2 separate regions of the Homo sapiens genome follow, and region 1 is linked to region 2. The links are chromatin loops, found by intact Hi-C in ENCODE. Cell type or tissue: OCI-LY7. All regions are shown on one strand. Each heading gives the region's core, and the rest is flanking DNA. Links, peaks and the distances in the headings are about the cores only. Region 1 has its middle 39 kb from the start of DAAM1. Region 2 overlaps DAAM1 (dishevelled associated activator of morphogenesis 1).

Region 1 (16,044 bases), core at 6,028-8,527, 210 kb before region 2:
ACTAAAAATACAAAAATTAGCCGGGTGTGGTGGCGTGTGCCTATAATCCCAGCTACTCAGGAGGCTGAGGCAGGAGAATCGCTTGAACCCAGGAGGTGAAGGTTGCAGTGAGCCAAGATCGCACCACTGTACCCCAGCCTGGGTGACAGAGACTGTCTCAGAAAAAAAAAAAAAAAAAAACGGAAGGAAAGAGAAAGAAGGAAAGAGAAAGGTAATTGTCTGTGAATACATTAATACACCTTCCTCTCCAAAAATGAAAACAGAAAATCACTGAGCATGTTCACGTGGAGACAACAAATTCTGGACATCAAAGGAAAGGTCAAAGTAACATGGGGCTAGAATATGCAGAGTGGTGCCCAGAGATTTGAGAATTATGTTCAGGTGATGATCTACAGCTCTGAAGACTCCAGACCTGAGATCTTCGGGATGATTTATGACTGCAGAGCTGTGTGCAAGAAATTTATTTGGAAGTGGAGCAAAGAAAGATGAGCTAGTGTCTCAATAAGTGCTTGTAATCCTGTGAGAAATAGCTAAGTCCTTTTAAAATTTATAACAAATATATGAACATTTCGGATCTTGATTACCTTTTGGAAATGAGTACATACTGTGACTGAAAAGATAGGGTGGGAATACATGCAACCAGAATCATGGTGGTTTTCAATTAATCTCATTCCTTTGACAATTTATCTTTTATTTCTGAAACTTATTTGGCTAGGCATTATATCAACTAAGAACTCTACAAGTTGACTATATGGTATAATCACAGAACTACATTCTAATAACTGTTCATCTGCACAGCAGTCAAAAGGGCTGCTTTGCATGCACGTGGCAAAAGAGATCAATATGAGAAAGAAGAAAAAACAACAAAAGGGAAAGAAGAGTGAATGGGAGGAAGGGAGGGAGGAAGGAAGGGAGGGAGGAAGCCAGGAAGAAAAAAAAGTTTTTTAAGTTAAGCAAATTATTAACTTATTCCATCTCCAAAGTTGAAAAAGATCAGACAGTTACTAAAATAAACAATTTCCCCCCCAAATCTATTTTGGTTCTTATTTTTTGAACTTTTTTCCTCTATTACTTCAGTAAGTTGTACCTTTTGTTTCTATAATTTAGTGGTTACCCGAGAAATATAATACCATACCCAGGCTTATGAAAGACTAAAGTGAATGAAAATCTTTACCATGTTCTCAAATGATACAAAGCTTAAATTGTGCTAAATTAATAAAACCTATGGAAAGAAAAGAGAGAAGGGAAGAAAATAAAGAAGGAAGAAAGGAAAGTGGGGGGAGGAGGATACAAGAATCGAGAGAGAAATTTTCTGAAAAGATGTTTTAAAGAATGGCCTTAAGAAGGCAGACATCAAAGTCCTACAGATAGGGTAGAATAAAATGTGAGCTCAAAAAGAGAAAGTGCTTTGCCCAACATCACACAGATAGGAACAGAGCCAGGACTTGAACAAAATCTAGTACCCTTTCCCATAATCTCATGCTGCTTCACTAGAGACTGCTACTCAGTGCATGTGGCTTCCAAAGAAGTCCCAAAGGCAGGCTGGGCACGGTGGCTCACACCTATAATCCCAGCACTTTGGGAGGCCGAGGCAGACAGATCACCTGAGATCGGGAGTTCGAGACCAGCCTGACCAACATGGAAAAACCCTGTCTCTACTAAAAATACAAAATTAGCTGGTCATGGTGGCACATGCCTGTAATCGCAGCTACTTGGGAGCCTGAGGCGGGAGAATAGCTTGAACCCAGGAGGTGGAGGTTGCAGTGAGCTGAGATCTCGCCATTGCACTCCAGCCTGGGCAACAAGAGCGAAACTCTATCTCAAAAACAAAACAAAAAAGAAGTCCCAAAGGCTACTGCTAAAACACCTTTGCAGGGTTTGCAATGTTTCCCGCCACCCTCACCTCCTCCCCACCCCCAAAAGAATGACAGCATTGGCAAATTGATCAAATAGATGTATTTGCAACCAAACAGAACTAAAACAGACTTTCATTCCTAAATAATAACCCTGGGGGAAAAGAGTCTACATGACTGATGGCCATTTGGAAAACTTAGTTTTTCTTTTCTGTATAAATAAACATCATTAAGTATTTGCATGGTACATCCAGCGCAAATCAAACATAGGTGATGCCAATGAGCCCTCTTAAAAATGCCTTTTTCTGCTTTACCCATCCTTCTCTATATAATCAGCTCTTTGGGAAATCCAAGTATACACTGGTATGGCATAACAAGCCACACCTTGGCCTTCCACTTCATTTCTTTTTCCCTAACATGAAATGGCTGCTATCAATTTTAACAGCTCTAAAATTTTTCTACCTGTGTTATTGCATTATGGTTGTACATTACAGTGAAATGTACATTACAGTGAAATGAAAAGGAGCTTTTGAAAAACGTCTGGATGAGTTTATGGATGTTGCTTCACGAGGATTTGAACTAATTTGGTCACGGGAGAAACTGTTTTAAGGTAATATGCAAAATATGTCTGTATTTTAACTATTAAATTTAAAAAATATTTGCAGCACATTTGTCTTGTAGTTTGGGTATATTTTTCCATTAAATGTACACAAGGAAATAGAGTAAATTAATCTTTTGAATTAAAAAAAAATTCATTTTGTTTCAAAATTGAGCCCCAAAAAAGATTCCAGAATCTGATTTATTAAAGTTTTAAGGGATTAGATACAGTTCTACTCAAAAATCAGGGGAAAAGTACCACAGTAATGAAATCACCTTGCATGAAATAAACTATATTACATAAAATTCTACCAATGAATAAGCATCAGGAAAAATATTACACAGTCAGTAGGGTCACAAGGCTGAGGGAAATAATGGTAAATTCAAATGTTTTATAGTTTGAGCTTAGTCACACTGGGATTCATGAAAAGTGCTAAGTAAAACAACTGAGCCCCCATGTCTGAGAGTCTAATAATAACTATTATAGTTGCCATTTACAAAGCACTTACTATGCTAAGTACCTTACACACATTATCCCATTTAATCTTCACAATAACTTATGAAGTGGGTAATATTTTTATTTCATTTTCATAGATGTCTAACTAAAGCTTAGAGAGATGGTCCACAGTTACTCAGATGATAAACAAAAAAACTCCTGCGTCAAACCATGTCTGACTCCAGAATATGAATTCTTCATTATTATACAATGTGAACTTTCTACTAAAGAAATCCATTGTTCATTCATTCAAACACTTCTGTTGATCAAACAGCCAGCAGAAGTTTTAACAAGTAATCAGATTTGTTTTTTATAAAGCTTTGCAGTGGAGTGAGGAATGGACGATGTAGAGGAAGAGATTGGTATCAGGGACACTGCTTAGGATGCTGCTGTAGCAGTCTGGGCAAAACGTGAGGAAAACCCCTACTTAGGCAGGGGCAGTGGAGATGCAGAAAAGGAACCAACCTTAAATATATTTTTATAATAATGTTAGTAAGTGTAGATGAGAAACTGCATAGTAAGAGGTGAGGGAAAAGGAGTTATTAAGGATGACCCTGTGTCTTCTAGCTTGGAGCCTGAGTGGTATCATTGACAGAAGGGAGAGTACAGGAAGACAAAAAGGCTGAGAACAAGCTCTGGAGGCCAGTGGAGACAATGAATTCAGTTTTGGTGCCTGGGGTCATTCAGTTATGTGTGCAGAGCTAATGATAGTCATAAGAGTCATTACCATGTGGATAGAGGTTAAAATCAAGGGAACAGGTGAAATCGCTCAGGGAGGGTTTATAGTGTTAGAAGAGAAAAAAAAAAAAAAAAAGTAGTAGCTGGAACCCTGTGGAACACCAGCATTTAAGGCCCGGGTGGAGAAAGAGGAGTAGGCAGGAGATTCACAGAGGCAGAGGACTGAGTGGTAGGAGAACTGGAGAGTGCTGTACTCAGGAAGCAAAGGGAGGCAGTTCAAGAAGGAAATGTACAGGGAAGCCAAGCAAAAGAGGATCCAATATAGCTCTTTGGATTTAGGCATTAAAAAGCCATTAGCACAGTAGAAATGGAACATTGGAAGTCAATGTCATCTCAGAGTCATCAGAGCCTGTTTGGGATTAGAAATAAACTACTTTTGTGCTGGAAGAAGGGTGTCAGAGTCTTACTATGGTTCTTAAAAAGTATAGGCCAGACAATTGGTGTTCCTACAAATTCAGAACTATGTGGTTAGCTGATTGCAGACACTGGCATTGCCTGATCTGCTTCCTTTTTAAATTTTAATTCAAAGTCTTAAAGTGAGACATCTTAGATAATAAATGCTTGATATCCCATAGTTGTTTTTATATAAGCCATAGGAGCATGTTATATACAAAGAATATATGTCCAGACACCTTGATTAATTTAGTACTCATATTATCTCAAGAGCTGCATCATTCAGAACTAGTCCTGACGGGACAGAAAACGTATTTTTGTTTATCAGCTAAAATGAAGCCATCACATGCCATGAAAGAGTATCAATGACCCACTGGGCCTGCCAGTTTTTAAATTATGTGATTTGTGATTAATGTTTAATTTGGGGATTCTCATGATCTAAAATTTTGTGCATTAAAGAAAAGTTTATTGTATACTGTACAATTTTAAATTGAAATAATTCAAATTCACATAAAACGCACCCATAGTGTTTAAATTCATGTTACTTTATTTGTTAAATGCCTAGAAAGGCTTTTTAAAAGTTAGTATTTTACAAATTTGACAGAGAACACATTTTTACTTTACTATATTACTTTAAAAACAAGGTTTTTTTGTTTTGGTTTGGTTTGTTTGTTTGTTTGTTTGTTTGTTTGATTTTTAGACAGAGTCTCACTGTTGTCAGCCGGGGCTGGAGTGCAATGGCGCAATCTCGGCTCACTGCAACCTCCGCCTCCCAGGTTCCAGCAATTCTCCTGCCTCAGCCTCCTAAGTAGCTGAGATTACAGGCACCCGCCACCATGCCTGGCTAACTTTTGTATTTTTTAGTAGAGACAGGGTTTTACCATGTTGGCCAGGCTGGTCTCCAACTCCTGACCTCAGATGATCCACCCGCCTAGACCTCCCAAAGTGCCGGGATTACAGGAGTGAGCCACTGAGCCTTGCCAAAAGCAAGTTTTATGCAAATGTAAGATGTATTAGTATTATCTTTAATCAAAATGTTGAAGTCACTTAATAACACCTTACTATTTGATATACTCTTCTAAGCTGATAGAGCTTGCAAGGCGTTTGTGTTAACTTTGAGCTAATCTTCACTTTGACAAAGCTGCCTAGCCCAATCCTGTGTTTTATGTGAAGGACATAAATTATGCTGTTTTACAGTTGAGACACTCGGTCTCTGAGAAAACTGAAAAGAACAACTTGAGTTATGGGCAAGTTAGAGATTAAATCAGACAAAGAATGGACAGATTTTTGTGCTTCCAGCTCTATTATTTCCTTCTTTGTTACACCACAAATAGGCTGCCTCTCTACCCATAACCAGCTCTACCAATTTGATGGAATTGAGTTGTTTATATATAAAAAGAAGTCCTCATTTTGTCATTTTCACTTGCAGCAACTAGTAAGATAACTATCTTACAAAATCTAGATCTAGAAGTATCTGTTACCTCAAAATTACATACGCCAATGATGTGTAATAGGTCAATATTAACATGTTAACAAAGTTAACATTGATGTTGACTGGAAATAAAATGGCCACATGAAGCAAGTCCAGATGCAAGCAATCTGTAGTCACACATAATAGGAGGGCTCTTTAAAGTTGGAAAGCCATTTAGTTTGAAGGCCTCAGAGGAGATGACTTCAACAACAGCAGTTGAAACAGAAGGAAAAAAAAACCTTTTCATTCACGTTCCAATTCTGCAAAGACTGAATTCTAACTGATTAGAGGGCATGTGACAGCCAAATGAGTTTGAACAATAGAACAGAGTGTGGTGGAGGGATTCAAGTTTGGGGCTAGAAAGCTGGAGTGTTGAATTTTCTTTAAGGCTTTGCCAATGACTTGCAGCCTGGCTTTACCCTAATTATTTATGCCCCCTCTTTCCCTCCAATGTTACAATCCCTTTGTCTATAGAAATCACAGGGAAAATTATTTGTAGCATGCTTTGTACAATGTATGCTGAGATAGCAAACTATGATAAAGAATTCTGTTCGTCCTAGCTGGAGATAAATGGACAGGCTAGACCACCCAAAGGTAACTTGGAACATTGGTAAATTTTTAACAAGTAATTATCTTCTTTCCCTTTTTTACATTTTATTGTGAAAAAATCGGAAAGTACAAAAAATAAAAATAGATAAAAATTCACCCATCATCCCTGTTGATATTTGGGATATGTCCCTTCAGTCTGTGGTGTGTGTGTGTGTGTGCGTGTGTGTGTGTCTGCATGTGCTTGTGACACTATTAATACATACACTCTTAAAGAGAAAAAGATGTGTTTAGTAAATTACAATCATACTCTACATTGTACTTTCTAGCTTGTATTTTTCACTTAATAGATAATATCAACTTTTTTAAAAAATAATCTTTGAGGACTTTTTGGTGGCTGCCATATTAATATGCTAATTGTACATAATATTATTTAATCAATCCCATCTTGTTAGATATTTAGGTTATTCTCAACTATTTGTTATTAAAAAAACAACGTGTATTAAATATCTTTAAATATGAATCTGTGTTTCTAATTGATTACATGATTAAGATAAGTTTTGGTTACTGAAATCACTGAATGAAAGGATATGAATATTCTAGGCTCTTAATATATATTACCTGATGGCTTTCCAGAAAGGTTATACCAAATTACACTTTAGTCAGTATTGTATGAGATTATACAATTCCCTAAACTTTCTCAAATAATGCTGCTTTCCCTTTTTTCATCTTTAATATTTGATAGGTGTTTTAAAGCATTTTTAAAAATTTATTTTATTATTAATGAGCAATCTTATTGAATTGGGAATTAGGATAAGTATATGTGAATTTTTCATTGAATCTCGTATTTTTCAAACTTGAAGACAAGATCTTTTATCTCATCAAAAGAGTGTCTTAGAAGAGCAAACTTCTGGCTTATACTTAAAGAAGAAAATAGAAACTGAAAGCCCCTGAGGATACTCAGATTTCTGCCAATGGTCTAGAACAGGGATGGCAAGTTTATGCAAATATATAATGCCTTTGTTCTCCCTCCTTTCCCTCCGTTAACTGGCAGACATCACTAATTTATCATGACACTTTTTTCGCAGTGAGCCTAGATGTACTCTCAGAATTCTTCCCCACACCACTACTGCTGATATGAGCTATTATCTCTCTTAGATGGCATTTAAGATGAAACCAATTTGCCTTCCTGGCCCAGAGAGCAACCTACATTTCCACAGGAAAAGATAAATGCAGGGAACAGTACAATGTTACGTGGCTGCTAGTCTCTTCCTCTGATCTATTTCTCTCCCAAATATACATCATAGAAATGCAGTATTAGCTACACATAAATTTTTCCCATTGTATATATTCCATTAATGTATACAATGTGCTTAGGAAAGTTCTCACTCCTTTTCCATGTCCTCCTTAATTTCTGAGATACTACTCCTTGAAGATACTCAATAAATTCCTGTGGCTATCTAACAATGTAATTGTCAGGATTCTATGCTCTTAGTAAGTCTAGTTCTCTTCAAAATCCATATAAATCCTTCCTCCAAAGTTTGCCCTCACTAGCCATCATTCAGTTATGTTTATTCTCCCTTCCAATCCCTTTCTATTTTAATGTCCCCTTTTAATGCTGTTGTTACCATTCCCTAAAAAGATACCATTTCATGGGATTTGGAATGGCCATGCCTGAGGCAAGTCCATTAAATAAGCATGCAAGAGTGTGAGTGCTGTGCAAAGCATCTTTAGAGAGAGATAAAATCATTCTTACATAGACTATCTATCTTAGAGAAATGGTGCTCTTTCATTTCGCTACAAAAGAAGTGAGCAGCTGGTAAATAGTAGGTAATAAAAGCTGCACTTTCAATGAACAATAGAAAAGACCAAGGTCAGAGGAACTGATGAGGAACAGCTAGTCAGCCTTTCTTATGACGGAGCTTAGCCTGGCTCCTAGTCTTTGCCTCTCTCTTCTTCCAGTAGCCTACCTTACCTACGACCAATCCTGAGCTTAGGCAAGAAGAATTTTAAGATGTTTCTGTTCCATTTGAAATTAGTTCATCTGGCTCTGACCTTGGGCATAACTGGTCATGAAACTTCCCATGTATTCAATGTCATTGGTGTACTTAACATTTTTGAGCATCCATTATGTGCCAGACACAGCAGTAAACAAGATAGATATAATGCCTGCTAGAGGCAATACAAGGGATAGTTTCGGGAGGCCTTAGATATACCATCATCTCCATTAGCCCCTTCCTCAACACAAATAAACTCCTAGTCCTTCTTTGTTTCTGTTTTTGTTTTCTGAGACAGCGTCTCACTTTGTCACCCAGGCTGGAGTGCAGTGGCACAAACACAGCTCACTGCAGCCTTGACCTCCCCTGCCCAAGCGATCCTCCTGCCTCAAACCCCCAAGTAGCCAGGACTACAGATGTGAGCCACCATGCCTGGCTAATTTTTGTCTTTTTTGTAGAGATGAGGTTTCACCATGTTGCCCAGTCTGGTTTTGAACTCCTGAGCTCAAGCAATCCACCTGCCTTGGGCTCCCAAAGTGCTGGAATTACAGGTGTGAGCTACCGTGCCTGGCCACTCCTAGCCCTTCTTTTCACTAGATTGTTACTCAAATTCTCTCCTGTAGAGGTATCGGAACTACCACTGGTCTGATTTTTGTACTCATGGAACTTAGATTTAGTGGGTCAAGCACCAACAAGTAAGCAGTCAGTGACAACCCAGTACTGCACAAGCTCTGACTATGGCATTACATGGTGCTGTGAATACTCAAGAAGGACATCAAATCCAAGTGTCACAGAAATGACATCCAAAATGAGGCCCATGGTGGTTAATTTTGTGCAACTCGATTAGGTTAAGCAATGCCCAGATAGCTGAAAACATTATTTCTAGGTGCACCTGTCAGGGTGTTTCTGGAAGAGATTAGAATTTGAATCAGTAGAGTGAGTAGAGAAGATCTGCCCTCATCCATGTGGGTGGATATCATCTAATCCACTGAAGGCCTGAAGAGAACAAGAAGGAAGTGGAAGAGTGAATTCTCTCTCTCTTTCTTGAGCTGAGGAATCCATCTTCTCCTGCCCTTGGACATTAGTTCTCCTGGTTCTCAGGCCTTTGGATTCCAGAACTTGCAGCAGCAGCCCCCTCAGTTCTCAAGCCTTTGGCCTTGGATTTGGACTTATACCATCAGCTTCTGTGTTTCTCAGGCCTTTGAACTTGGGCCAAATTACTCCATCAGCTTTCGTGGTTCTCCAGCTTGGAGATGGAAGATGGTGGCACGTCTCAGCCTCCATAATCGCATGAACCAATTCCCATAATAAATCTCCTCTTACCGATCTATGTAATCTCTCCATCTCTCCATCCATCTAACCTATTGTTTATCTGGAGAGCACTGATAGATACAAGACCTAAAGCGCGGTATGACTTAGGTAGCAAAAGAGGCAGAGGAGAAGACTCCTAAGCAGAGGATTCAGTATCTACCAAGGTCAGAAGGAAAGAAAATATGACATATTCTAAAAACTGTTAGTTTTGGAGGGTAAATATGAGGAGTGAAGGGTAAGAGAAACAGAGTAAATCTCAAAAGACAAGGATGGGGAAGTGGGCAGGGCCAGTCCAAAGAGGGCCATAAGCCATGCTATGCAGTTTGGACTCTATCCTTAACTAGACAAATGGGAAGTGAAACCAAGTTTGAAGCAAGCAAATAAACTGATCAGTTTGTGTTTAAAAAGACCACTCCGGCCACAGAAGTGAGAATGGAGAGGAGGTAGGCAAAGCTTTTGAGGAGGAATTCATCAGGAAGCTGCCACAGAGAGTAATGTGGCTGGAGCCAGGGTAGTGGCGATGGGGAAGGGAAGAAGTACAGGGGTTGTATTAGTTTGCAAGGGCTGCAGTAACAAAGTGCCATAAATTGGGTGGCTTAAAACAACAGAAATGTACAATCTCACAGTTCTGGAAGCTGGGAGCTTGAAACTAAGATGTCGGCAGGGCTATGCTTCCTCTGACAACTCTGGGGTGAAACTTTCCTTGCCTCTTCTAGCTTCCAGTGTTTGCCAGCCATCCTTGTTTCTCCTGGGTTTGCAGGCGCACCATTCCACTCACATGGCTGTCTCCTCCCTATGTGTCTTCACATCCACATTCCCTCCAGGTGTCTGTCTCTATATCCAAATTTCTCCTTTTTATAAGGACACCAGTTATATTGAATTTGGGCTCACCCCAATGACCTCAGTTTAGCTTGATTACCCCTGTAATCTTATGCTTGACTTCTGAGGTCCTGGGGATTAGGACTCCAACATATCTTTTGGGGGGACAAAATTCAACCCATAACAGGAGTTCTTTTTTAGTCCAAGCCCCATCTTTCCCCTGATGCTCTGGGTCAGATGGATGCCTTGTCCCCTGGGCCTGAGCCCTTGTCCTCCGTGATATGGCACTGGCTGGTTCTTCACAGCCCTTCTTCCAAAGGCTAGAGATGGGATCCTTGGGACTTTCCTACTGCCACTGCTTGCCAGTTCAGCTCTCAAAATATTGTTTGTATCTGAATTCCTCAGCCAAGGCTCTGTCCAGCCCCCACAATGCCCCATTCCCAGGATGTGACATTCCTGTTGCCAATTGACTTTCCTATCAGCTGTCATCTATTTTGTAACCCACTAGATCAGTATTTCTCAAAGTGTAATCCAGAGACCACCTGCAGCAGAATCACCCTGGAGTATTGTTTAAAATGTGGTTTATTTTGATCCACATAACCCCACTGAATCAGAATCTCTCTCTAGCTGTGGGGTCTGGGAATTCATGTTTGTAACATGCTGTGCTAGTGGTTTTTGTGAACACTCCAGGTTATTCATTCTGCTTACCTGGCTTCCTCCCAGCATTGCTGCAGGGTCTGCCTCCCAGGGTTGGCACTGTGTCTGTAAGTAGGGCTCATCCCAGGCCCATCTCCCTTTCTAGTCTTTCCCATGCTGTCCTGGTTAAGTTTAACCATTCCAAATCACCAACGTGGATCTCACAACCAGAGGAGGAAGAATAGTCTTGAAATAAATTATTCTTATGAAGAAAAGACTCAAGTATTGGAATTTCACTTGACCTGATGAGGGCAGGTAATTACACACAACTGATGAAAATTCAGTGAGAATAAAGTTATTTATTGATGGGCTCTAAGAATGCCCAGAAATGAGGTGGCTCACGCCTGTAATCCCAGGAGTTTGGGAGGCCGAAGCGGGCGGATCATGAGGTCAGGAGATCGAGACTATCCTTGCTAACACAGTGAAACCCCGTCTCTACTAAAAATACAAAAAAATTAGCCAGGCGTGGTGGCAGGTGCTTCTAGTCCCAGCTACTCGGGAGGCTGAGGCAGGAGAATCGTGTGAACCTGGGAGGCAGAGCTTGCAGTGAGCCGAGATCGTGCCACTGCACTCCAGCCTGGGCGACAGAGTGAGCCTCCATCTCAAAAAAAAAAAAAAAAAAAAAAGAATGCCCAGAAAAATTTAAAACTGGATAAGGTATCAACAGGAGAATCATATAATGATTAAGTATATATATATAAAATATTATGATATATAACATTATATATATTATACATGTATAAAAACATAAAATTGATAGCAGTGATAGACTATCCAGAGCCCTGACTGCTTCCCTCAACCCTGAACATTCATCATCACTCTAATTCAAAAGAATCATAGTCTGAAAGTTCTCAATCATCTGATATTTAAACAAGGAAATATACCTTCTGATGGTTTTAAGGATTTGGAGTTTTGAGTTTGACTCCAGTATAAGTGTGTATATGATAGATAGAAGTATGCAAAAATGTTCATTTTTAAAGCTCAGTTCACACATAAATTTTTAGTTTTTCTTTGAGGGGTTGAAGTTTCAACTCTATTTAACCCCCAGAAGAGAGCAGGCGGCAATCCCAGTGCAGAAGCAGCACTCCTACGGGTGCCAATAAATATTTGATGATGTTGATCATTTTCTTGCCCAAGGCTGAGAGAGTATCATCAACGGAGGTATAGATGATCATCTCCCCAGTGGTTTGCTTTTATTTATGCATAAAACTCATCTCAGACTTTTACTTGTTAATAATGTTATATGTTGTAATGGTAGAGGGTTTTCTAAGTGCTGATGCCTACCAGTTGTAGGTAAGTAAATCCTTCAGTATGGAGAATAGAGTTGGGAAACTCCAGAACAATGCATGGGTTGACAGAATGATTGATTTCACATTTAAATCGATGGAAGAACTAACGTAATTATTCAAATGGTTTAAGCCAAAATAAACCAATTTGGTCTACAATTATATGTCCTGAATATTTTAGTTAAATTGGGCTGTTATTCATTTCATTTGCCCATTTTATAAAGATGAACCCACCATAATTACACTGTTTAAAGAAAAAGATGCTTCCATGCAATTTTAATTCACCAAACTTGCATTTCTAATAGCAACAACAAGCAGCCTATATGCAACCAACATTTGCTATGCGTTGTTAATCTGTTTTTAAGCCTACCTTCATAATTAAAAAAAAAAACCTTTCTTGATGTTTATTCTGCCTTCTTTAAACAGTTGATGCTAAGGTGAGGGTGTTTTATAGTAATAGGCAAAGCCAGAGGTTGTTGAACCTCTGATACCATCAGAGACTTGACAAAATTTACTTGAATAAGAGGAGGCTTATCTTTCCTGCCTTCTCACCTCTTTTTTTGACCCTGAGCCTACCATCTACACAACACTTTCTATACTGAGCTTCAACTTATCATCCATTGTGCAAAACCTCTTATTGAAACCCCATTCAGGTTTCACACCCTCTCCAAGTATCCTATAAAATAATATATATAAATACTGCCATTCTCATTTTCCCTACTCCACTTCAAAAACATTTTCCTTAGCCAGAAATGAATAAAATCTAGCTGATGAAAGTAGTTCACATTAATGCTATATTGTAAAAGAGTATTAGATTAAATATGGAAGAAAAAGAATAAAATAGGCTTCTCAGTGGCCCTCTCCATGGTTATCTGCTTTCCCATGACAGATAAACAGGAAGAACAACTGGGCACCCCACCTTTGAAAGAATGCCTCCCCGCCTTCCTGTTTACTGCATACTTTGCAATACGCTTTCTGACTGGTTAATCTTAGCCTTTCTAATATGAATGTGACTGTACTTTGAAGATCTTATATGTAGACCTCAGAAAGAGTTACTCTTTCATCTACTCCCATGAAATGGTCCCTCTGAAACCCAAACAGAATGTAAAAAACTTTGATTTTTACTTCATTTTGTCTACTCTTATACATATAATAATCTTTCTGGTTTTAGATACTGTAGGTAATTTGGGAATCCCAAACTATGTAAATAACCACACCTTCTCTAAGTTTCAAATATCCACAAACTAAACTACTTCCATAAAAGACCTTTCGGAAAGAAAAGGCTAGCACTGAAAATGTGTGCTGTTTTTTCATTGAACTCAATTTAAAAATAGCCCCATACCATGTTGTTAATATTTGTTTTTAATGTGCAGCTATAAAAGAATTCACTGGGGCAAACAAAAGTTGACTTTTAAAAGGCCAAGGCAAGGCTAGGCCTGGTGGCTCATATCTATAATACCAGCCCTTTGGGAGGCTGAGGCAGGAAGATCCCTCAGGCCCAGGAGTTCGAGGCTGCAGCGAGCTTTGATGGTGCCACTGGACTTCAGCCTAGGTGCAGAGTGAGACCCTGTCTCAAAAAAAAAAAAAAAAAAGGCTGGGGGACAAGGTAATCCTTGTGTGTGTGTGTGTGTGTGTGTGTGTGTGTGTGTGTGTGTGTGTGTGTTGCAAACTTTATATATTTAAAAATTGTGCCAGCCGGGCACGGTGGCTCACGCCTATAATCCCAGCACTTTGGGAGGCCAACACATGTGGATCACCTGAGGTCAGGAGTTCAAGGCCAGCCTGACCAACATGGCGAAACGCCGTCTCTACTAAAAATACAAAAAATTAGCTGGGTGTGGTGACATGCGTCTGTAATCCCAGCTACTCAGGAGGCTGAGGCAGGAGAATCACTTGAAGCCAGGAGGCGGAGGTTGCAGTGAGCCGAGATTGCGCCACTGCACTCCAGCCTGGGTGACAGAGTGAGACTTCATCTCAAAAAAAAAAATTGTGATCTAGTGTCCTTTAGATTTCTTCTTTCTTTTTCAATGAGATACATTGGGATAGGTTCTATTTTAAAGTGTGTCTGAGCCTATAGAAAAGAAATAAAAACAAAGGGCAAGGATACTGGTTCCAGGCAAACTTTAAACTCTAAGAGCAAAAGTTACCAAACTGGCTTAACTTAGTGTCAGGCCAAACTCAGTTTAGGGACAGGGCCATGATACAAAACAATAACTGCACAAATAATATTTAACAAAGTAGCATTTTGAGTGTAAGTCTGAATTACTGTGGGAAGAAAAGTTTATAGCCTTTTTTTTTCTCCATGTCGAGGTTTATCAGCAGAGTTTCACAATGGGAAAAAGAATGTAACTGTCATATGATAAACTACATTTATACAGAAGAAATAACGAGCTTCATCCTGAAGATAAACAATTCAATACATAAGCATTTCAAGCTGATAAAACAAGGATAGATCAAGAGCAATCCACAGCTAAGCACTCGAGAGACCACAGGTAGGAATGCAGCCTGACCCCAATGCTGAATAAGAGGAACATTTGAAGTATTCCCACTACTATGCAATGCTAGAAGCCTGTAGGAAGCCTTTATCTTAGTAGTTGTGGTGGTTAGAATAGAGCCCAAAATACTGTAACAAAGAGACCCCCAAATCCAGTGCCTTCAGTAAGATGGGAGTTTGCTTTTTTCACACATTACTGCCCAGAGGTATAATAGTTGAGCATTCTGGGGCAAGTAGGTGGCTCTGTTTCAAGGACAGACAGGGAGGCAGGTTTGCTTTTATTTTGTTGATCCACCTTCTGTTAAGGTGTTGCCCTCAGCCTCATGACTGATGGTGGTTCGTTAGCAGCACCAGACTCAGAAGCAGGGAATGAAAAAGGAGAGGGCAACCAACCTCTTTTTCAAGGACATGCTCTGGAAACTGCATACATCACATATGCTCACAGCTAGACACAAAGGAGCTGGGAAATGTCATTCTGACACTGAACAGTCAGGTGTCCATCTAAAACACAAGGGTTTCCCTGCTCAAAGGAGAATGGATTTGGGGATTTAGTTAGCATTCTCTCCCATATTAGTTAAGGATGACAAGCTTCAGAATGTGTGTGTGTGTGTGTGTGTGTGTGTGTGTACATAGTCATACACAAGCATTCTTAAGATATATTAGGGGCTTATATGTAAGGCAATATTCCTTAATGGCTAAGATGGATCGAAGGTAGACTTTGAGGCTGGGAAGACTTGAGTTTGATTACATCCTGCATCTCTAACTGACTAAGTCTATACATCTTGGAAGCATTCATTTTCTTACCTATAAAATGAAGATAATTCTTACCTCATAAACTGGTGTGAGGGGAAAATTAAATAATGTGTATTGTTGTATAATAAATAATTTGTCCTGGATTCCTGGCAGGAAGCTCCTAAAATTCTTGGAATTTCCCCGGTGGTCAGTGTCTTTATTATTTTCATGAGCCCCTCGGGTCACACCTGAGTTTATGCTAATGAGACAGAGAAGGTCCAAGATGGGGACTAGATATCAGAAAGACCAACCATGTGATTAGATGGTTGAGGCTTTAAGCCCTGTGATATCAGCCAATCTCCTGATCTCTGGGGATGGGAGAGGGCTGGATATTGAGTTCAGCTGTGTGTCCAATGATTCAATATGTAATGAAGCCTCAGTAAAAACTCTAGACACTGAAGTTCAGTGGATCTTCCTGGTTGATCAACACATCGATGTGCCAGGAGGGTGACACATCCTGATCCCAGAAGGAGAACACATGGAAGCTCTGCATTCGAGACCCTCCCAGACCTTGCCCTGTGTGTCTTCATTGAGAGAGTCTTGATTTCCATTCTT
Region 2 (16,044 bases), core at 4,537-7,036:
CACGCTCTTTCTTTTCCTCCCCATTTTACTATTTGTTCTTTACTTCCGTTTCCTCTATACAACACTCTTCCCAGACAAGTGTTGATGCCAGCATTTCCTTACTCCGATTTAGGATGTGCCTGGTGGCTGCTTTCATCCCCTCCTCTCTTGCTGCTTGCAGCTGCTGAGCTCTGATCTCAGATGAGAGAGAGAGCTATACGCTCTTCTTCCTCGGAACACATATCTTTATCCTTATTCCCAGATATTTGCTTGACTCCTGATCCTCTCTTAAAACTACCCACGCACAGTCCTTTACACAACTCTCCTTTGAGAGGGGACTGAGTTTTTAGTGTGGCTCCTACTGTGCACTTTTAGGTAACAAAAGAGATGTAGTGACTGTGTTATTCTGAACAGGGGACAAGTGGGCTCAGCACAAGTTTGCAGGGAGAGAGGGGACTGAGCAAATTAGTGAAAGGATCCTTGAGGCTAGAACTCAGTTTCCTTGCCCAATGGGTAAAAATCCAAGCTGAGGGAGGCTGGGGTGATGCTTTCCTCTCTCTTTTTCTTCCCTTCTTCTTGCCTTCCTCCCTTACTTCCCTGCACTGAGAAAGAACAAGATACATCCTGAACAGTGTCACCGTTTGAACTCAGGAACAGAAATGCCTAGAAGCTATCAGGCCCCCAGACCTATGAACTCCCTGGCATCTACTTCTGTCTTCCCCCACTTCCGTCCCATTAGGATGGAGGGGATGTCTCTTCCCTTCGCTCTGGCCCCATTCCTTTCTTCTAGTCAGGACCCCAGCTGGATTGACTGCCCCCTTCTCTATATCTGCAACCTCGCCCTCTCTACTCTTAGCTCATTCAAGTGTCAGCCTTTAGCACATAAACACACCCCTACATACAGCATCTGCACACATATACCACACATACACACCTACACACAGTGTGCATACACCCCTGCATGCACACCCTCATGCACACGCCCCTTACACACACACACACACACACGTCTTATGCACATGCCCCTCTCAAGACTCCACATCCCCATCTAGCTACTGTCTTCTCTCTGATGCAGCCAGAGTCTTGAAAGCCATCCACGCTCACTTTCTACCCACTCTGCTGCACTGTCCTCCTCCCCTCCCTAGAGCTCTTCTCAGGGGCACTTGCAACTTCCCTGTTGCCGGAGCCAGGGGACACTGCGGGGCCCTCATTTTTCTTAGTTTCTTGGGGGTGTTGGCACCCATGGCTGCATGCTGAAATGCTGTCTTCCCATGGCCCTGTGAGCCACGCAGGCCTCTCTGGCTGCATCTCCTTGGCCTCCTTTTGAAGGTTTTTCCTTTTCTTGTCCTGGCGCCTTGAATGCTGGTTCTCTTCAGCCCTGCTTTTTTTCTCTTGATGGCACCTCTTCTAATCTCACTGACACCTGTGCCTTCAGTAACCTACCTGTTAAAACCAATGCCATGCTTCAGCTTCCAAACACATCTTCCTAGGGCTTCAGACCCATTTGTCCAGCTGCCTACTAGAAATCATTACTTGCTTCCATGCAAACATTTTGAACATTAAACTCACCTTCTCCTCCCCATCCCGGCCCACCCTACCTCCAGCCTTCTCTTCCTTCAATTCATGTTCCCTGTTATGTTGTTGCCTAAGCCAGAAGCCCAGGCGTCATCTTTGACTCTTCCTCTCTCATATACCACAATCCATCAAGTCAAGCCAGTTCCATTTTAGTCTCATAAATAGCTCTAGAATCTGTCCACTAGCTCCACCCTATCCAGGCCACCATCATCTCTCACCTAGATTACTTACTATACCACTATCTAATCATTTTTAATCTCTTCTAATTCTTTTTCCATCCTGCAAGCACGGCAATTTTTTAAAAAAACGTAAACTCACTCTCCTACGTGAGATTTTTAAGGTATGTCCCAGTGCCCTCAAAGTAAAGACAGAACTTCTTATAAGGCCTTGCTACTCCCTGCCTTTGCCTACCCTGCCCTGCCCTCTCCCACTGATGTTACCACTGCCCTTCCACCTGCATAAGTGCTGTGCTGCCCGTTCCAGACCCCGGCACATAGTATACACTCTGCCTGGAATGTATTCCAGCCTCACACAACACCTGCCTGTAATTCCAATTCCCTCTCTCTGCTGATGACACCCAGACTAACTGCCTTTTCTGAGGTCCCTCAGTTAAATCCAACAAACATTTGAAAACCTACTAAATGGATCGTCTAATTCCAGCATCAAATTCTGGGGAGAGCCTCAAAGTCAAGAAGGTCAATGTTTTAAAAAAAAAAAAAAGTTAAGGGCATTTGATCTAGAAAACAGCATGAGTCCACAGGTCTTGCATACACATCCAAAACGTGTGTACCTTGAAAGGAAATCAGACACGTACAGAAGCACTGTTTCAGTTTTAAATATTTTACTATTTCTTCCACATCCCATGCTCATTTCTTCCTTCAAAATAAAATACGAAATTAAAAACATCAAATCCCACTGTGTTCCTCTCACCCAGCTCTGCATGGAAGGGGAAAAAAAAAGATTGAATTAGATAAACCAGAAAAATAAGAAAATGGAATGGAAACTACAAATGGAATTATTCATTCCAGCATGATGTAACAGAAAAAGGCACAGAGCTGGGAGTCAAGAGACCTAGGTTCTATTTCTAATCACTACCCACACTTGCTTTGTAATCCTGGGTGAGTGGCTTACTCTCCCTGGACCTCAGTTGTATCATATTCTGATGAGAGCATTGACTCCCTAAGGTCCTTCTAGTGGTCTGTGAAAAAGAGGTTCCAGTAGAGAACTCCCACAATTCTGATTTGAGAGGCAGTAGAGAACAGAAAGGTGCCAGGAATGAATCTTATACCCATTTAACTACTTCCAAGTAAAAATGAAAAGATTTAATCATTTCTATTGTATCTTAACCTGTGAGCAGAGCTTATACACTCAACAAGAGTTAACATTTTATCTTGGGACAGATTAACTGAAAGGGTGAAAAATTACTACATGGATTTAAGTGATAAACCTCAGTTTTAATATTCGTGTGTACTTTTCAGCTCTTGAAATTTGTTCCTGAAAAAAGTGACATTGACCTATTGGAGGAACATAAACACGAACTGGATCGGATGGCCAAGGCTGATAGGTTCCTTTTTGAGATGAGCCGGTGAGTTTGAAAATGCTGGGAATGTGAAGATGTCACTTCCCTTTCTAAGCTTCATGAATTTTCAATTCATGTTGAATTGTTTGGGCCAATTAACCTGGCTTAACTTGAAAGCTTTTTCATTCTAAAAATCTTCTCAAGTCTGAGTGATGTGGAATTTGTTCTGTTTATGTCACTTCTTGTCTATGGATGAGCCACGGTGAGGGTTTTTTCACAATTATCTCTATTTCTGGGCCCCTTTGGCCTTATCAAGTAATAACTTTTCTTGATTCCAGTCAGTATCATTCTCCTCACCAGTCTGATTTCTTGGGATAGTGTCTCATACTTCCAAGTAGCTTAGCATGGCAAGGTGGTTGTAAAACAAAAAAAAAAAAAAGAAAAAAAAATATATGGACAGACTCTGACAATGTCAGCCTCAAGCCCCCATAACTGAACAACCAGGGTCTAGATGTCAGATCATGACACATGCAGACATCACTAATCAATCATGGCACTCTTCCCACGGAGCCTTGGCAAGCTCTCTGAACCCTTCTCCAGAAAGCCCTGAGGCAGCCACAGCTTCGTAATTGGGTTTGGCATATGAGCTAAGTCGATCTGCTATCTCAGGCCTAGAAAATTGATTCCTCATTAGAGAAGGACCAGTGGTCCTGAAACTTTCAGTGAACCTCAGGGCACAGTTTTCTCCTTTAGGGGTGTAGAGAGGGTGCTCACTATGAAGACAGAGGGAGGTTTGCAGATGGGAGTGAGGAGAGGACAATGTGGGAAGCGGATGTTGGAGACCAGTTTTTACTTTGGAAAGTAAAATGGAAAGTTAAGAAATTTGGAATTTGGGAGAAGTGTACGGAACTGTCCTTTATTTGCAGTAGGGTATTCTTTACATTTTCATTCCCTTTTATCTCTTCTATGCTCAAAAGAGTTCCTGGGACTCTGAGGGAGGAGAGATGCGCTTCAGTCAACAGCAGCAGCAGCAGGCTCCCACTTTCTTTTAGCAGTTGCCTTGATGGGCGCTAAGGACTCTGCTGCAGTTGGCCAAGTAGCCCCTGTAGGTCAGACCAAAATGGGCTCTCCAGGCAAAGCTGGCTTAATGTCCTGTGTTCCTGTCCATGAGAACAACTAATGTATGTGTGTCGGGGGAGTGGGTGGGTATTGGGGGAGGTGCTTCTAGGTACCTCCACCTCCATATCTGTTATTAAGTGAACCTAGATATATTAAATGAATATCAATTAGTACATGTTTGCTCTTACAGAATTAATCACTATCAGCAAAGGTTGCAATCGCTGTACTTCAAAAAGAAGTTTGCAGAGCGTGTGGCAGAAGTGAAACCTAAAGTGGAAGGTAAAGTCAAGCTGTCTAGATTGGAAATGATGTTCATCATTACAACCCATTTAAAAGTGCAATCCAAGTGCATATAGTAAACAAGATCCCCTTGGTGATTTTTTTTTTTTTTTTGAGACGGAGTCTTGCACAGTTGCCCAGGCTGGAGTGCAGTAGCGCGATCTTGGCTCAGTGCAAGCTCCGCCTCCCAGGTTCATGCCATTCTCCTGCCTCAGCTTCCTGAGTAGCTGGGACTACAGGTGCCTGCCACCACGCCTGGCTAATTTTTTGTACTTTTAGTAGAGACGGGGTTTCACCACGTTAGCCAGGATGGTCTCAATCTCCTGACCTCGTGATCTGCCCACCTTGGCCTCCCAAAGTGCTGGGATTACAGGCGTGAGCCACTGCGCCTGGCCTGGTGATTTTTTATTTTATTTTTTGGCTCAAGGTCTTTCTTTTAAAATTCTGAGGGGTGATTACTTAAGGTCAGTGCTTGATGCACTGCCCTAGTCTCGGAGCTCACAGCACGCCTCCTGGGCTCCTCTACAGGGTTGGGCTTTTGACTACGAGGGTGTTGGTGAGGAGTTAATCTCACTGCTACTAGCATTAAACCTGTAATTAGCTTCCTCACAACAGAGCCTTAGTAGCTTTTTTAAAGGGAAGATTTGAGGCTGTTGTATGGTTTGATTTTTAAAATTTGTAAATGTTTGAAATGTGGGCAAGGCAACTGAAGAGCACAGCCACGGAACGCAGGCTGGAATCAGGCATCTGCCTAAGCTCTGATCCCTGTTATGACACCTGCAAGCTATGACATGTAACACATTTAACTAGTTTTCTGTCAGTGGAATTGATCAATACTCCTGTTAACCTGACTCACACCAGACAAGTAAGTGTTTGTAAAGAAATCTTGGAGATGGGATTGCTATTCTAGATATTCCTCAGTGCTTATGACTGATGAGTCAGCCAAGAAAGGCCTGAGAAAGGATAGGATTTTGCAGCTGTCTATGGGTGTTGGTAACAACTTGAGTTGGCTCTCCCTGTCCTTGTTCTTTGCTTCTGGTGTAAGCGTTTTGAAAGTGCTCTTGGTAACCCAATAACTCAGTCTTACATCTTCAATATCTGTTATTAAGTGTGTGAATTTAGAATGGGTATCACTGAAACATCTTGATTTCAAACAACGAAACACTTGGTAATCATGTTTTTATGTGTTTTGTTTTGAAGCAATTCGTTCTGGCTCAGAAGAGGTGTTTAGGAGTGGTGCCCTCAAGCAGTTGCTGGAGGTGGTTTTGGCATTTGGAAATTATATGAATAAAGGTCAAAGAGGGAATGCATATGGATTCAAGATATCTAGCCTAAACAAAATTGCTGACACAAAATCCAGCATCGACAAGTAAGTATGAGATCTTCCAACACTTGGGGGAGCCAGGTGTGTAGGTCCAGGCTCAGATTTATGCCTCTCTGGTCCTCCTCAGCCTTCATGACACTGCATTCTTCAGTTGGAACTTCTCTTTCTCACTACTTTCTTCCCTTCTCTGACATTGACTCTTCTCTAAACCTCTCTCATGACCGCAGGCATCTCCCACATTCCTGTTGGACCAATTATCCTTCATCCATTTTTGGTCCACTGGGACATCATCTGTTCTAAGTTTTGCTGTTGTTTTTGTTTTGTCCTGCCTTTTTAAAAAATTATTTTTTGTAAACTTTTTATTATAATATACTAAGAAGAGGTCAGTCATCACAAATGCTGGGCTTGATAATTTTTCACAAATTAAACACACCTGCATAACCAGCGCCCAGATCAAGGACAGAATGTTACCAGCACTCGACATCTCCCCATGACCCCTCTACAGAAAACTGTGTTCCACAGAAAAGAAAAAAACCGATAGTTGGTGTTAGAATATGAAGCTTTTGGGGTTTTTAGGTTGTGTTTTTATTTATACAGTGGAGGTAGCAACTATATTAAAAACTTATGTATAAATGCATTTTGGCTATTGATACTTAGTTGCTCATTGCAGGTCTCATTAAAATGCTTCCTAGAAAGTGTTCAATGCTGCATTTTAGGTGAACAGATTCTCATTAAAGACACCAAGATGTGAAAACGTTCTTGTGTCATTAACAGGGTAGGGTCATTAGGCATATTAACTTGAGTTTCCTTGAGAGCTCTGTTTCTCTGAGGTTCACACTGACTTCAAAGGAACTTGCACAATTGTTTCTAAGGTAAGCTTCTTCATACCCAAATTCTTTTTAGAAATATGGGCTGTTCACCCTAATTATTTCTAACTAATAGGGGCTTTTACCCTATATTTTCTATAGGGTTCGTGAAGCATAGTATTCTGGCAACCTTAAATCCATCCAAGAAGAAATAAGCAATGTGTTAATTTGTTGTTTTTGCATCGTGTAGAGATAGATTAATGAAGAGCAGCTGTTGTTATAGCCCTGCCACCTTATTTTTAATGTAAACACTTGATCCTTTTCAGAGCACTTTCACATTTGATTGTCCCACTAGCCTGTGAAGTACACAAGCCAAATACTGTTGTCACCTGTTGTCAGGTAAGAAACTGACTCAGGGTCAGGTGGCTCATTCAGCTTGCCTATGGTTACAACAAGCAAGGTATTCGGCCTTACAGGTATTTGACACCTGTGTTGTTGGTCCATCCACAGCTCTATTAGCAGCAGAAGGATCTTATTTGGAGGTTGAAGTAGGGAATGGAAGATCTTATTTGTGTCTAAAGAGCCTTTTTAAGGAAGGGCATTCTCTTCAACTGTACACACACAAAAGCAATCACCCATCCCCAATACTTACCAATAACCTGGCACTTACGTGATTATCTGCTTATTTACTGAGGTTACTACAGAATTTACATAAAGTACAAGCCTTTTCAAAAGAACAATCTGCAACTATTTCTGATCTTTCTGTTTCCTCTTTTTTTTCTGCCTTTAATATTTGGTCCCCAAATGCAGCGCCCACACCTTATACACCTGCATGCCTAGCAAAGTGCTTTGCCTGTAAGCAGTCACCCATGAACGTTGTTCAGTTGAATCTAATCAGATAGTGTAGGTGGTGGGACAGTCAGCAGGAAGGGTGCATTCACTCAGCATTGAAGGCTCAGTTACTGGTAATGAGCAGGGAAGAATCAAATGTGTGGCTGTTGCTGTTCCTTCTTTTAAGAATTTGCATTTAGTCAAATGAGGTATTATTTGGATCGCAAACAAATGAAGCTCAGGCATGGTTTTAAACCTTTCTATAGCAAGAAAGATGTGTATGGTTAATGCAATTAATTGAAATGTCTGTCAATAGCAAAGCATTTCTTTTAAAAAGTGAAAAAAATAGGCTCACTCTTCCTTGTGATGGCGGCTGGCATTTTGCTCACTCCTTGTACCCCTTAGGTAAGAAGTCTCTCAATAGCAAAGCATTTCTTTTAAAAAATGAAAAAAATAGCCTCACTCTTTCTTGTGATGGTGGCTGGCATTTTGCTCACTCCTTGTACCCCTTAGGTAAGAATCACATGGGCAGATGACAGGTAGGTTCTGTGAAGAGCAAAATTGAAATGGAGGCTGGGTGCAGTGGCTCACACCTGTAATCCCAGCACTTTGGGAGGCCGAGGCCGGAAGATCATGAGGTCAGGAGATGGAGACCATCCTGGCTAACGTGGTGAAACCTCGTCTCTACTACAAATAGAAAAAGTTATCCAGGCGTGGTGTCATGCGCTTGTAGTCCCAGCTACTCAGGAGGCTGGAGCAGGAGAATCGCTTGAACCCAGAAGGCAGAGGTTGCAGTGAGCCCAGATCGCACCACTGTACTCCAGCCTGGGTGACAGAGCGAGACTCCATCTCAAAAGAGAAAAAAAAAAATGAAATGGAAGGATGCAGCTGAACATATGAAAAATAAGTGGCCAAAATTGTTGGCCACTGTTTTGCTTTGGTGGGCAATTGTTTTCTAACTATTGAGAGACTGTGAGAAAAATAAGGATTTAAGGATTGCATTGTTTCTATGAAATGCAAGGGTAAAGAAAATTGTTTGAAAACTCTGATTCATTTTGGTTAGAGGTGAGTTGGAATACTGGGGTTTAGCATTGTGAATTAGCAAACTGCCTAAATTATGGAAATGTTTTTTAAAGGAATGTATTTTTACCCTCCTAATTCTAACTTCAACAGATAAGTAGTTCTTGATCCTGGTTGCTTGATAAAATCAACAGGGAGTTTTAAAGAATGCCCATGCCTGACTCCACCTCATTCCAATTAAATGAATCTCTGGGGTTAGCCCAGGCATCTGGAGTCCAGGTGATTGTAATGCGTAGCAGTCAGTGACAATGGGATCAGACCAACACAGTGTTGCCTAATAGATACTGTTATCCTACTTGCTGGCCTTTTCCATCCAGGTCAGTCAGAGTTCAGCCCTGTCACCACCAGAGAGGGAGCTGGCACAACCAACTGTTTTAACTACTAAGAGTTATGCAGTTAGGAGCTGAAGTGTTGCTAAATTAGGAAGTGGATTCAGGGCTGCTAGGATATCACATGGTGGCAGTTATGGCCCACTTCCAGGTTCAGCCCAGAGAAAGGGGGCTTTCTAACTTTCTGACCACCCTTTGGGTGAAACCTTATTAAAAACTATCAGTAGGCCAGACACGGTGGCTCACACCTATAATCCCAGCACTTTGGGAGGCCGAGGCGGGTGGATCACCTGAGGTCAGGAGTTGGGGACCATCCTGACCAACATGGTGAAACCCTGTCTCTACTGAAAACATGAAAATTAGCCGGGCATGGTGGCTGGCGCCTGTAATCCCAGCTACTCGGGAGGCTGAGGCAGGATAATCACTTGAACCCAGGAGGCGGAGGTTGCAGTGAGCTGAGATTGCACCACTGCACTCCAGCCTGGGCAACAGACCCCATCTCAAAAAAAAAAAAAAAAGTATCAATAATTGTCATCAGTGAGTTGCTGCTCTGTACTTTAGACTTAAGAATAGCTGCCCTTTTCGGTGGAATAAACATCCCTCACTCTCCACCCCACCCCACTCCACTCCACCCAAGCCTACTAGTTATAAACCTGCAGGGCACACCCCATTTTAGGGTGGATCCACTGGGAAGGTAAACTTGAGCTTGTCTCCACTGGCAGTGGTTCAGATTCACTTAGATCACCCATCACATTACCCAGATTTTGAAAGATGCTCATTATGGGCCACAAATGTAATTCTTATCCTCTTTTTAGAAATTGTGTGCTTTTTGACATATATCTATGCAATCCCCATGGAGGCTCTCCCATTATTCCTGTCTCTTGAGAATCCCTGCCTTACATGATCCTCCAAATTTTGAAGTTAATGCAGGTAATATAGCATTATTGTGGGTTCTACCATTTGAGCATATAAATCATATGCAGATATTAACTATTCATATATTTATGTAGTTTAAATGAAAATAATTTGAATGTTTAATACTCTTCCCTTCTTCAATTGTAGAAACATTACCCTTTTGCACTATCTCATCACTATTGTGGAAAATAAGTACCCCAGTGTTCTCAATCTAAATGAAGAATTGCGAGATATTCCTCAAGCTGCGAAAGTAAAGTAAGTACTTACAGTGAGTGTTAGTTTCTTAAATCACTTGGATTGTGTGTTAGCCATTGAGGTAGTTTGCACTGCATGAAGTCAGTCCTTCTATTTGTTTTCCCCTGATCATTGTATGAAATAAAGTTTGAATCTCATCCAAGTCACTCAAATGTATTACAAGGTTTTGAATATATGTTTGTTCTAGCTTCTTTGGAATACTGCATGCAATTTTTAACTTTCATACTTTTAAAGGGCAGGTGTTTTAAATACAGGTAGGAGCACCTTAGTTAAATAAAGATGCATGGCTAAGCAAATAGAAGACCTAAGTGTCAGAACATTGCAATAATTTTCACATATGCACACATACTCCCAGAAACCAAGGCGGCTCTTTAATGGGAAGCATTCTTTATGCAAATGAAGAAACTAAAAATAAAATGGAAAGTTGCCAAACTTTTACCACAAACTTCACACCACGTTTCAGAGACTGAGAAGCAGGCAATTTTCCTTGCTGTTTTTCCCTCCCTCTTTTGGCTCTTTTTTTAAAACATAAACTGCATCTTTTTGCAGTGAATTTGAAAAGTATAATGAGCAGGCTCATTTTTTCCCTCTGTTCATGGAATCTGGTGGAAATATACTAAATAAGGCATGAAATTAAATGAAGTATTGGTGAGTTTCTTTATATGTTGTAAATTATCTGGGAGAATTAAGTTTCAATCTCTAATGTTTAAAAGCCATGAAATAGAAAGTGTTGTGTATGGGAGAAGCCCAAGAACCTTTCTCTATTAAAAAAAAGATGAAAATAAAAACTAGTTAATACAACTTTAAGAAAAATCATTTTTGATTGCAACTTAAGCCATTACCTTGTAATAGTCATATTATTGGGGCCTTAGTGAAAAGCAGAACACTGATTATACAGAGTACAATGTGAACATGATTGCAGATGAACTTGTTTTCTTTCTGTTTTCAAAGGGAGCCAAGTATGGCAAGAGATTTATTTCTACATGAAGTAATTTGCTGAAGTGAGATTTTTTTGAGTTTGAAACATAAAATATTTTTGTACAGATGGAAGATATTTCTATTCTATTTTTAACCTGTAAAATATACCTGCTGGCTACAGAAAACAAACATAATTTTATACCTACATTTCATGAGTTTAAAATACTGTTGTCTTTCTTTGAGATCTGAGCATGGAAGGGAATTTTAAACATTTAAATTAAAATAGGATGGACTTCCAAGCGTGAAATATTTAAACCCATCTTATATTTAATATGTGTAAGTCACATGTTGATTGCTAAAACATTGCTATTTACAACAGCATGACTGAGCTGGACAAAGAAATAAGTACCTTGAGAAGTGGCTTGAAAGCAGTAGAGACAGTGAGTATTTTTTTGTTGTTGTTCTAATTCCTGGTCTCTTCACTATCTCTAGTGCTGGTGGTTTTCAGCAGATGGGTTGTGTTGGCATGTGGTATGCCCGGGATAAACATTTATTGATTAAAAAATAAGAACCACCACCACAAGAAGCAAAGGCAGGTTATGTTCAGCCTGGCAACTTGATTGCAGGCAGCAGGGGTCGTGGATAAGTCACTGCAGCAGGAACTGGAAACTGGACCTAGTGTGCCACCAATTTATCTGTAAGGCAGGATTCATCAGGATGAGTGGGCTGGGCTAGATGATCTTCAGGGACGCTCTCAGTTTCCAAGTGCTGCTAATATATGGTGTTCACTTTCGGTAGAGCAGTAGAACTTCTCTGTAGAACTTCTCAGTTGTTTTTGACTTGGTCCTTTGGGGAGTATTTACTAAGCAGACAGTGTAGTACATGCTCTAGCTGAGGGTCACGATGACTCAGAATCCTTGTCCTCCAGGTGTTGCAATAATCGGAGCAGCCACTTCCCTCAGCCTGGCCGCATCCAGATAAGCAGAGTGATTACGGAGGTGCCTTAAGGAAGCAGCGGGTTGAGGGTGCTTTGGAGGCATGAGGAACAATTGGCCCCTATTGGAGGAAGCTTCTCTTTTGGAAAAGAAGTTGTTTGAGCTATGGCTTAAGAGGGTAGGGTAAACTTAGGTGCATAGAGGGAGGTTATCCCAGGCATACAAGACAACCTGGGCCCAGGCCTCTGAGGAAGGAAAACCAGTCAGGCTGGCAGACTGGACCTGGTAGGATGAAACGTGCCTGTTGGCACAGTGCCCTGCGGGTACTCTGCAGATGCAGCTGCCAGCGAGAGAGGGGGCAGGGATGAGAACAGGCTGGCAGAGTAGCGTCCCTGGTGTCTGTGCTCAAAGCAGCCATAGCTTGGGCCTGCTCTGGGTGAAGGAGACGGATTTGCAGGCAGCTTGGAAAGGTGCCTCTCATAAGTATCCTTCAGATCATTTATCAGTAATGCTGTGAGGACTCTCCCTTCTTTTCGTTTTTGAATCACAAAACTGCCATAGAAAGTAGTTGAATTAATTAAAGACATACCTCTAATAAAAATTAAAGTCACAATGTCTAATTTTTTTTTCAATAAATTAAGGAGCATGTGAGGTTTTTTTCCTTTTTTTTTTTTTTTAATGTAGGGAGTAGGGGGCAGTATTAAAAAAAAAATTCTACTGATTGAACTTTTTCTCCCAGCCCCAGAGGGTCCATGGTCATTATGATGGCCCTAAAGCCTGGCTCTGACCCCTGCTTCTGAGCCAGGTCAGAGCAAGGCCTGGGGTGGAGGCTTCTGGGGAAATTTTGTGTTGTTGCTTTATTAAAGGATAGTTTTGCTGAAATCACTCTATCCCTTGGGTCATATACACTGCATCACACTTTTTATAGGAGAGGGGCTATAGAAGCCTCCCCTACCCTTGGAGGTGACGTAGTATTGTAAGAAAATAGTGGGGGCAGAGCTTCGCCTGGCCAAATATATATGTGTTCTAATTGTGCTTTACACAAATTAATTATATTGTTTGAAGGTATCAAAGATGAATATTTATGAAATTATACATTAATGAAACACTTTCAAATGCCTTTCCCGTCCCCACACTGAACACAGATACACTCACTTTCCAAGCTAAAGTACTGGAATCATGGCAATTTCTTCCAATCAGTGCCAGCTCCATAATTGATGAGTTTTCACTTCCGTTATTTCATTTGAGTGTAGTGATGATGTGGATGTTGCCCTCTTACAAAAAAAAAAAAAAAAATCAATAAACTGAGGCCCAGAGCAACATGCCATGGTTAAGAACCAAATCAGTGGTAGAGCTGAGTCAGAACTGATAAACTGTGATGACTACGCTCCTGCTTGTGAAGATCTCTGCCAATGCAAGAAAATAAGGGAGAATCCAGTTTAAGTCAATTGGTATACAACATAGTTATTACCAAGACTCTGGAGTCAGGCAGGCCTGAGTTCAAATTCTGGCTCTGTCACTGGTCAGCACTACTTCAGGGCAAGTAATATAGCCCTCCAAACCTTAATTTATATGTTTGTATAATGGGAATAGTGATCCCTCACTCATAGGGATGTTGTGAACTTTAAATAAGAATGTGCATCTGGCAATGATTAAATTAACCATTAACATTAGATTTGAATCATCTGCGTTCATTGCTGTGATAATGGAAATATGGATAATTAACAAGAGACTAATTCCCCTACAGGCCTGTTCACAAAAACCAATATGGTATGGACAAGAGAAAAATGGTACATTATGGTGCCAAATGCTACAGCCAAAATTCTACTACCCATATCCCACAGTTTAAGAAGTAAATAGACTTGGCTGAGAGGGAAAGAAAAAAATCAAGGCACCACAATTCTAAGCATGGAATATTGACAAGCAGAGTCTCTTGTTTTCACTCACAAACCCTTAAAATTCAGTTTGCCCCCATTATTTGTTTAACTTCTATTAATTTTATCCAAATGCAAATCTGCTTGCTTTCTAAAGCCTGAAAGAGAAATCACATAGATCAAGTACTTAGATTGTTGGTAAATTGCTATTTGCAAATATGCGTGTGCACATGGGCATGGCTTTGGCATGGTGGGAGGAAGGGCAGGGGCACTAGAGTATAACAAAATGTTTTAGAACAAGTTTTGATGTGTTTGCCATTCTGATTTATTAAATTTAAGGCATGTGAAATATGAGACGAGGTGTGTCTCATGTCTGTATTTGAAGCCTGCATTGACATTATTCATTTCCTGTGTTTAAGGAGCTGGAATATCAGAAGTCTCAGCCCCCACAGCCCGGAGATAAGTTTGTGTCTGTTGTCAGCCAGTTCATCACAGTAGCCAGCTTCAGCTTCTCTGATGTTGAAGACCTTCTAGCAGAAGCTAAAGACCTGGTAAGTTTCCCCCTTGTGCACTGAGTGTTGTTTGACCGGGCTGGGCTTCAGTGTGATACTTTCAGTTATTATTCTGTACGGGAAATAGCAGGAGTGAGATCCAAACTTCGTGGTGCAGGAAATAAAGTAGTAGATAATTACTTTCCAGATTCCATTGTTTTGCATGACATAGGTGTATTTTCATTTCCAAGACTGTGATTAATCTGAACACACCCTTTTTGTCTGACTGGCCTATGTTGCCTTTAGGTTAGCAAGACCTTGAAGGCTCTGAATGGTATAAGACCAGCAAATACTTTGACAGTTTTCTCTTGGTTGAAACTGGCTTGAAGTACTTATCTCTGGGAACCAGAAAAGAGTAGATGATGAAAACCAGGGGCAGCATCAAATGTGCAATCAGGTGTTACTAAAGCCATGTGCCTAAATTACCTCTATGTTGTAATATGCTCATCTGAGATACAGCCTTGGAGGACAGGATACTACCTGTATAAATCTCCAGCAGAACTCGCTAAAAGAGATGCATTTTAATTCACAGTCTCATTACAAGAGGTTTTTTTTTTTTTCAGTAAGACATTTATTTTTATGATTTCTGCTATTTCACATTTTGTGTTCCCTTGGAAGAGAAATTTTTGTTGGTTAATAACCACCACCTCTTAGCTCCCTCAGCTTCACCTCACTCCTCTCTATCTCAGGTTGTTTCCTCTTCCAAAATGCATTCACATTCATATACAAGACAGGTACACAGTCTCTCATTTTCTATCCTCTTCTCATTCTTTATAAATGATATTAACACTCTTCCCCACCCCATTGGTTCTTTTACTCTACCCATCTCTCAGTTGCCACAACACTCTGAGTCTTTTGTTTCGAAACTTCTGTAAATGGATGTTATTTTTCTCTGGTCACCTGTTTGGTTGTAGATATGGATGATTGTTTATGTAAATGTACACACATACCAGTTAAAGTTCAAAAGTAGGCTGTTCACATGCATTAGCTAATCTCAGCATTAAACCTTCTTTCTAACCTTATAAAATAAATGGCAATATATGTTCAAATGGCTGCTGTCAGAGGTCCAACCTCTGATATCCCACAGTGGAAATCAGTCAACTCATGTCAGCAACCACCATTCAGACCTCCACTGTGAAAGCCCCCATCCATGTTTTATGTATGCCTCACCACTTTAGAGTTTGTGCTTCATAAAGGAAGAGACTCCCCCTGTTCTGATATCCCACCTGAGCAATATAGCACCTACTTCATCAAGGGGCTCAAACATTTTTGTGTGTGAACTGGCTGTTGTCAGCTTGTTCATCACAGTAGCCAGCATCGCGCTTCTCTGATGTTGAAGATCTTCTAGCAGAACATAAAGACCTGGTAAATTTTCCCCTTGCACACTGACTGGGGTGTGTGTGTGTAGGGGGTGGAACTTTAATCTGGGCCTGGTTTTCTTTAGATTTCTAAGATTTTGATATACATGACGTCATGATCACTAGAATTCCTTGATAAAAAGATCACTCAGGATGGCTTGAAGTATGTGAACTTGAATGTTTTAGAAATCCAGTTGTAGACTGGCTATTGCTATTTTGTTCATACCAGAACTTTTATAAGTTAGCATATAAAACCATGGAGCAAGCTAGAACACTATATATGGCGTCTGAAGAATGTTATGTTTTTGCCCAAAGAACTCTTTTCTAATAGAATATTTCCAAATAAGTAAACATTGAAAACAACTCCTCAGTGAAGACAGAAATGGTAAAAAGGACA

What was found. Hi-C counts contacts between places; a loop is a spot of excess contacts. Peaks named below come from ENCODE experiments on the same cell type or tissue, not always from the same donor. Only the 100,000 strongest peaks of a DNase experiment are listed, where the experiment ranks them.
Region 1: a loop joins it to region 2, with 2.4 times the contacts of the local background. A loop is called at or near these places in 1 of 110 quality-filtered maps.

Annotation. Positions count from the first base shown.
Region 1 is chr14:59,141,426-59,157,469 of GRCh38, forward strand. No RefSeq gene overlaps it. Among named protein-coding and RNA genes, the nearest start is that of DAAM1, 39 kb to the right of the region's middle. In OCI-LY7, for the core only: no CTCF peak of the experiment used is centred there; a DNase peak (open chromatin) is centred at 7,086; H3K4me3 peaks cover 746 bases; H3K27ac peaks cover 1,976 bases.
Region 2 is chr14:59,349,494-59,365,537 of GRCh38, forward strand. It overlaps DAAM1 (dishevelled associated activator of morphogenesis 1), which reads left to right. Exons shown (of 25, transcript NM_001270520.2): 18 at 3,033-3,139; 19 at 4,383-4,471; 20 at 5,672-5,840; 21 at 9,904-10,011; 22 at 11,309-11,369; 23 at 14,158-14,289. Among named protein-coding and RNA genes, the nearest start is that of GPR135, 110 kb to the right of the region's middle. In OCI-LY7, for the core only: CTCF peaks have their summits at 5,852 and 6,057; DNase peaks (open chromatin) are centred at 5,888 and 6,998; H3K4me3 peaks cover 1,819 bases; H3K27ac peaks cover 2,400 bases.